Linked DNA regions of Homo sapiens: region 2 is linked to region 1. The links are chromatin loops, found by intact Hi-C in ENCODE. Cell type or tissue: heart left ventricle. All regions are shown on one strand. Region 1 overlaps AHI1-DT (AHI1 divergent transcript). Region 2 overlaps PDE7B (phosphodiesterase 7B).

Evidence for each region. Hi-C counts contacts between places; a loop is a spot of excess contacts. Peaks named below come from ENCODE experiments on the same cell type or tissue, not always from the same donor. Only the 100,000 strongest peaks of a DNase experiment are listed, where the experiment ranks them.
Region 2: a loop joins it to region 1, with 2.5 times the contacts of the local background. A loop is called at or near these places in 20 of 110 quality-filtered maps.

What each region holds. Positions count from the first base shown.
Region 1 is chr6:135,539,143-135,543,142 of GRCh38, forward strand. All of the region lies in intron 2 of AHI1-DT (AHI1 divergent transcript), which reads left to right. Among named protein-coding and RNA genes, the nearest start is that of AHI1-DT, 43 kb to the left of the region's middle. In heart left ventricle, a CTCF peak has its summit at 1,536; no DNase peak of the experiment used is centred here.
Region 2 is chr6:135,936,605-135,940,604 of GRCh38, forward strand. The region is part of intron 1 of PDE7B (phosphodiesterase 7B); the gene reads left to right. Among named protein-coding and RNA genes, the nearest start is that of PDE7B, 87 kb to the left of the region's middle. In heart left ventricle, CTCF peaks have their summits at 2,224 (motif pointing left) and 2,423; DNase peaks (open chromatin) are centred at 2,146 and 2,763; H3K4me3 peaks cover 1,343 bases; H3K27ac peaks cover 1,990 bases.

The DNA of each region.
Region 1 (4,000 bases):
CCTTGATGTTACATAAACTAATAGTGTGTTTTATAATTGATGGTGGCATAGACTTGATGAAAAACAGTATAATACAGTGTGATAGGTGCTATAATAGGAAGAAGTGGGAGATGCTATGGAGTAAATAGGTGGTGGTCATATCTCATAATCAAGGTTTGTTACCTTGAGCAAAAGTCAGTCAGATGGAGATGGGAATGAATTGAGGTGGGATGCAGGGAAGTTATTATTCCAAGAAGAGAGAATTACACATGCAAAGCCATCAAGGCTGTTTGTCAAGAAGCAGGTAGAGGGATTGAATCAGTTTTTAGGGGATGGGGGAGTTGGGATGCTGGATTGTGTTTTGCCTTAGCTTTGGTGTTACAGAGCAAAAGCAAAGGGAAATAGTACCTCCACATGTCAAAGGAAAATTTGGTGTCCAAAAGCTCCCATTCCCGCTAGGAGAACTGACCTTGTGTATTAGGGTTCTCTAGAGGGACAGAACGAATAGGATAGATGTATATACATACAGGGGAGTTTATTAAGGAGTATTAACTCACACAATCACAGGGTGAGGTCCCACAACAGGCTGTCTGAAAACTGAGGCGCAAGAAAGCCAGTCCAAATCCCAAAGCTGAAGAAATTTGACTCTGATATTTGAGGGCAGGAAGCATCCAGCACAGAAGAAAGATGGAGGCTGGGAGGCTAGGCCAGTCTAGTCTCTTCACGTTCTTCTGTCTGCTTTTATTCTAGCTGCACTGGCAGCTGATTAGATTGTGCCCACCCAGATTGAGGGTGGGTCTGCCTTTCCCAGTCCACTGACTCAAATGTTAATCTCCTTTGGCAACAACCTCACAGACACACCCGGGAACAATACTTTGCATCCCTCAATCCAATCAAGTTGACACTCAATATTAACCATCACACCTTGTCTGGGATCAGTTTTGTGTAGAATTAGGTTCACGGATAAAGTTAGCTTTGTTCTCTTCCAGTATTTTCTTGAATGAGGATGGTTTCCACTTAAGGAATAAAGACATTAGTTTTGATGGCTAAGAATGGAGTTTTCACTCAATCCTGTCTGCACATTGCCATCACCCCAAGTAATGCCTTAGCCACACTCACAGAAGTTTGATTAACTTGCTATGGAGAAGCATGAGCATTGGTATTTTTTATCCATTGTCTCCATGATACTACTGTGCAGTTTATTTAAAAAAATGGGCTTATGGTCAGGGAGGGTTAGGGCAGATGAACAGCTGGTCAGCAGAAAACAGGAACTGCAGCACCTATAAGGCTACAAATGAAGCAAAGCATCAGTCAAACACTTGGCCTCTTAGGGGAAACCATTTATTTGGGCAGATATGGTAGGGAAATGCGGGATAAATTTCTGCCATCATATGATAAGCCCTAGGATTTACCAAACACCTTGGATCATCTTGGAATCCTCTCATTCTAAGATAACAGATCTCTCTTCTGGCCTCCTATGGGTGTTTGGATATAAAAGACAGATACACAACTTTCACATCCAGGCCCTCAGATACACATTTCCCAGGGTAGCCCTGAGGTGGTGCTGCTGTACTTGTGGTCACATCTTGGTTTGAAAACGCTGGTAGAGAGAGTGGAACTTTTCCCTTCTTTTCACAAAGAGTATGGGGCTTTTGCAAGGCCAAAAATAGAAAAAAAAAGCCTAAAGTTGGTGCCTACATGTTTGTGTGGAGCATTTAAGCTCAAACAGGGCATATATATGTTGGGTAAGAAAGTGGATATTCATCCATAATGACAGTATACTGGTGATATCTCTGCTATGTCTTGACATAAATAGGATTCCTATAGTTTTACCTTGCTCAGTTGCAGGAGTGGGAAAGGCAGCTGAGTGGGGAAACTGAGTCAATATATACAATGTTAACAGTAGACTTTTGAGCCAAAGGATGGGGTGGACACATTCAAGAATGAAAGGAATAGTGGGTTTGCAACCGTAGAGGCTGAGAGCAACATTAAGTAACAAGTCACAGACAGCACTGTTCTCTCAACTCCCTCTGTGCAGTGCTAGTGTATATGAGTGGGGGTCCCCTGATAATGTCTACTCACACAGGAGCCAGCTTGAGTCAGTGGACAGCTGGGCTGACCCTACCTGCATTTGTACTTCAAAGCTATGTGATACTTTAGTGTATTATAGGCTGCACTTGGAGGTGTGTTGTTTTGAAGACAGATTTGTGGCACAACCAGTGGAATATTCTCTGCCCAAGAGTGGCGGCTGAGGCATCTAGCTTATTAAAAAGGCCTCCAAACTGGTCTCCCTGCCTCCACCCTTGCCCCTCACAACTCTACTCTCAACAAAACAATAGAAATGATCACTTGAGAATCAAACTCTGTCTTCTCTACTCAAAAACCCTTCTATGGCTCCTCTACTCAGGCTGAAAGTCAAGGTCAGTACCATGGCCTCTAAGGCCCTTTGTGATTTGTGTCCCCTCCCCTACTCCTCTGACTTCATCTCCTCTTACTGGTCCACACTTCTGCCCCAGGGCCTTTGCATTTGCTTGTCTTTCTGCTTAAAATACTCTTCCCTATATATTTTGGGGAGCTCATTCTTCTTCTCCTTTAAATCTTTGTTTGAGTGTCATCTTTGCAGAAAGGCTTTCCTTGACCACCGATTTCGATTTAAAGTGACATCTGACTGAGCCAGAAAGAAATAGATTCCCTGAATAGATAAATAATGAGCTCTGAAATTGAATCAGTAATAAATAGCCTACCAACTAAAAAAGCCTCAGGATCTCATGGATTCATAGTAGCATTCTACCAGATACATAAAGAAGAGCTGGTATTATTCTTACAGAAACTATTCCAAAAAATTGAGGAGGGACTTCTTCCCAACTCATTCTATGAGGCCAGCATCATCTTGATACCAAAATTTGGCAGAGACACAACAAAAAAGAAAACTTCAAGCCAATATCCTTGATGAACATTGATGGAAAAATTCTCAACAAAGTACTTGCAAACCGAATCCAGCAGCACCTGAAAAGGTTAATCCACCATGATCAAGTAGGCTTCATCTCTGGGAGACAGTGTTGGTTCATGAATAAATGTGATTCATCACATAAACAGAACTAAAGACAAAAACTACATGATTATCTCAATAGATGTGGAAAAGACTTTTGAAATAATTCAACATCCCTTCAAGTTAACAAGTCTCAAAAACTAGGTATTGGAGGAGCATGTTTCAAAATAATAAGAGCCATCTATGACAAACCCACAACAAACATCATAGTGAACAGGCAAAAGCTAGAAGCATTCCCCTTGAAAACTGGCACAAGACAAGAATGCCTTTTCTCACCACTGCTATTCAACATAGTATTGGAAGTCCTAGTCAGAGCAATCAGGCAAGAGAAAGAAATGAAGGGCATTCGAATAGAAAGAGAATTCAAAGTATCTCTGTTTGCAGAAGGTATGATTCTATATCTAGAAAACTCCATAGTCTCAGCCCAAAAGCTCCTTCAGCTGAAAAACAACTTCAACAAAGTTGCAGGATACAAAATCAATGTACAAGAATCACTAGCATTCCTACACACCAACATCAACCAAACTGAGACTCAAATCAGAAAGGCAATCCAATTCACAATTGCCACACATACAAAATAAAATACCTAGGAACACAGATAAGCAGGGAAGTAAAAGATCTCTACAATGAGAACTACAAAACACTGCTCAAATAAATCAGAGAAGACACAAACAAATGTAAAAACATCCCATGCTCATGGGTAGGAAGAAGCAATATCTCTAAAATGGCTATACTGCCCAAAGCAATTTCCAGATTCAATGTTATTCCTATCAAACTACCAACTTCATTTTTCACAAGGCTAAACAAAATTATTTAAAAATTTATGTGGAACCAAAAAAAGAGCCCGAATAGCCAAGGCAATCCTAGGCAAAAAGAACAATGCAGGAGGCGTCATGTTACCCGACTTCAAACTATTCTACAAGGCTACAGTGACCAAAACAGCATGGTACTGGTACAAAAGCAGGCAAATAG
Region 2 (4,000 bases), 400 kb after region 1:
CTTTTCTGGGTCAAATCTCCCTCTGAAGGTGAGAGTCAAGTCAAGGAATGATTTTCTTGAAGTGCAGCATGCTCTTCCAGCAGTTTCTGAGAGGGAGATGTCCCTAAAAGGGTGAAGAGAGGGCATTTGTTCCAGGACCCTGGTTCCTCCACCTTCCAGGATCCAGAGGCCTGACTGTTCATCACCACTTTCAGTGCATTCTCAACGCTCACTCTCTGCATGATTCAGAAGGCCACATTCTTCATAATACAGTCATGCTAGACTTGGAATTTTGACAAGCCATGTTCTCATTTCTGTGATCTATGCTTCATAAAGACCATATGGAGTATACTAAATCTAAAGAAATCTATCTGATTGTGAACACACTGTGTGAGACACTACTAAGAAGGGAGTCAGAGTGAGGAGGGCCTCTGGTGGCATTTTCCAACTTGGCTGATTGACACAACTAAAAGTGTTAGACATAATTGGGAGTATGTCATTAGACACTCACTAACAAGGTGGTACCCCACTTAGCAGAACCCTTTTTCCACCTAAGGGTCCTGTTCAGTGTGGTGAGGAGCGACATTGGTCAGCAAACGTGGCTGCTGCGTGTGGTACTCATGTTACAGAAACTTCCTAAACCCTTTTGGGATCTCTCTATTGCCTTGAACAGATGGCCTGTGAGCTGCGGGGCCTTCTTCCAGATCCACGGCCTGCAGCATCTAGGCTTGTGCCCAATCACTAAATGGAGTCCTGCAGGGCCCTTCCTGATCTGGCCCCTGCCAACTTCCCCAGCCTTGCGTCTCTCCACTCTCCAGTTCTCCTGGTTATCTGAATCCCATTCCCTTCTAGCCATTCTTCATTTCCTTCATTTCCTCAATTGCCTTTAGAGTTTTGCATCAACAGTTTCTCATTCTTAGAGCAAACACCCTCCCAGCTTATCTTGCACCTCCAACCTTCACTGAAGACTTGTTTAATACTAGTTTCTCTCTCCCCTACTTAATCAGAATACATTATTCAGAAAGTTTTCCACAACCCATCAGGATGTAGCCAGTTTGGCTGATCACCTAGAAGGGACCCCTTTTTCCCAAATCTAGGTTGGTTCTTCCCGCTTCCTCAATGCCAAGGATAAGGGCACATCAGACAGAGTCACTGCCTCCATCCTGCCCCAATGACCTCTGCTCTGTAGACCTCTGGTCCTGCAGGCTAACCTCTGAAGGACCAGGGCTCTCCATCATGGGAGGAGCAAAATCTTCCCCTCATAAAACCCCATGATTTACATGGTAGAACTGTGCTTTGTATCTTGTACACACTACCACCAAATGACCCTATTCTGCTTCTACCTTCTTCCTTCCGCAAAACCAGATACACAGCAGGCCCCATTATGGTTTTAGGGTATATAAGATGGTTTCTCATATATTACATTTCTGTAGAGGAGTGAGCATTGTTACTCCCTGTACTCTACAATGAGTTTTGAAAGGAAAAGTCAACTCTGACTAAGATCACACAGCTGTTGAGGAATAGGTTTGGGATTTGAACCCCGATATACTCAGTTCTTTCCATTATGTCCACCAATCTGTTTTCTTTTCTTTTTTGTTCTATATTGCCTCCTGTTTTCTCCAACACAAAGTGTCTATGGACTTCACCTTTTAAAAATGACTGTATATAAGTGAAATGTGTTTGGCTTTAGTTGTTTGCCTTCACAGCTATCTTTTTGAAAACAAAGTGTGGCTAGGTGTAAACCCTTGGGATTCTGAGACAATAAGTAAAAGATGAAATAGCATTGCAAACTTCTGACATTTTTGAACTGTGTATCAAGATTTGTGGCATATGTATTTGAGTCTGCTACAGGAAAATTCCCAGAGCACATACCACAATTATTCCCAAAGTACCTTGAACTGAGATGCCTAGTCAGTTCCTATAACTGGGTGCACCAGAGATCGCACTGTACTCCATGCCATAAGCCTTCACAGGTACAGGTTTTTCTAAAATGGAGCTTGTGCAGAGGCTATAGTCGTTTTGCACAATGAAAGAGGCTGTCTTCAATGTGCATTTCGATGTGTGCTATGGGAATCAGGACTAACCACGACCCATGGAGACAATGCTGCATGACTTGGAGAGTGCAACGTAAGACGCAATGACTCTGAGCCTGCACCACGCCATCTGACCTCAGGATCTCCCTGCAGGGATACGAGGAGATCTTAGCCATATAGCCTTTCTATTGCCCTCTACTGTCTAGGGATAAAATGACAGAAAACACAGTTCTGCATTTTGGAAGTTTGCTTAATAACTAAAAAAATAAAAATAAAAATTACTCTTGGGCTGAAAGCAGGTTTTCCAAGTTTTGGTTCATAATAAGTAGTTTTTAAACATTTAAAAATAGGGGTATGTAATAAAATGCTGAGAGACTCTCTGGAGACCGCTGCTGCTGGCACTGCTCTAATAGAAAGCATACGCCATTGAGCTAACATTCTGTTCTTTGACTGAAGAAGAAAACAAAGCTGTTAAAAGCTGGTAAGCTCATTTTCCAATAGCAATAGCATTAATATCTTTCAAGTCACTCCTAACCATACCTAATTAGAGGTTTATAAGGGATGGCTCTTCTGGAAGGGTCACCTCAGGTTACGTAGCCCACAGATTTGCTGTTGATTGTTGGCAACAATGGATTTGTGTAGATTTTCTGCTCAGCTCGAGGTGATTATCTTTTTTCTTTTTTTTCTTTTGCTGGTGTGTCTCTTATTTTGACTGGCTGAGGTTGGGCTGGACGATGAGGCCCTGATTTGAAAGCAGTGCCAGGTTGTTGCTGGAGATCTGCACTGACAGATTGTTGAAAACTTATTAGTCTCTGACGTTTTAACAGCCTGCAATGGGATAGAAATCTGCTCTTTCACTGGAAAAGCTTAAAAAGGAAAACATGAGCTCGAGCTGAAATCAGCCCCAGTTCCAAATCTGCCGTCCTCTGGCACCGGAGTGCTGAGGGCTGCCACAGTGTGTAGAGATTGAGGCCTGACTATGCCACCCACATGGTAGACAGGACTCTGCATAAAATGATGTGGCCCTGGGCCACTGTCACGTAGGAGACCCTGAAAATGTATCTTCTGGGAGCTGGGGTGTTCTCAACACTGGGTGCTAATGGCTTCAGCAGTAGGAGAAATCAGCCTCACTGAGGTTTCAGCTGGGTGGCTGGGGGGATTCTTTTGGTCATAGCCATTCTATAAGATAATTCAAGAAAAAGGACTAAGAAACACTTCAGCTTGGTATCCTCTTTGGGGTAACTTCTACCTCAAATGGGCAAAATGATGGCAGCCGGTATCACTGGTGAGAGACATCTGGAGCCAATTAAGAGCTCTAATACAGAGATAGCTATATTGTAATTATTTGATACAATGCTAGAGTAATTCATTAAGCATCCTGGTTCTTCGAAAGCAAACCAAGCCTCTCCAGTCCAGTCCATAAAGATTTTTTTTTAAATCACTATTGACCCCAATTTTTCTCCAATCCCCTCTGTGACGACCACTTTGATTAAGCTCTCTGCTTTCACCCCCAGCAGTTTTGCTCCCATCCTTGGCAGCTGCTTTCAAGATCTTAACCAAGGTTCTGGACTTTGCCCAGACAGCTACCTATGCCTAGAGGAGTCCTCTCTTTTACCAGATAACTCTTTCCTATGCTCCAGACTCAGGCCTGCGGTCATGTCTTTCAAAGCCTTCTCCAGTAACCCCAGTCAGGGGTGGGTACCCAGCATTGAAAGTGCCCATAGCCTTCTATGTTCTGACTTCAGAGTAGGCTACAAACTTCTTAAGGAAAAGACCTGGCCTGAATCTCATTTCATTTTGTATCCACACTCATGATACACTGTTAGCACAGAGTAGGCACTCAGTAATGTCTTGCTGACTGTTCACTTATTCATTCACTCACTTGATAGACATTAATGGAGATCCAAACTTCCAGGCACTGTCAGGGAGTTCAGTTTCTTAACAGGAGATATCTTTTTATGCTCTACAGACCTAAACTACTTTCTCTC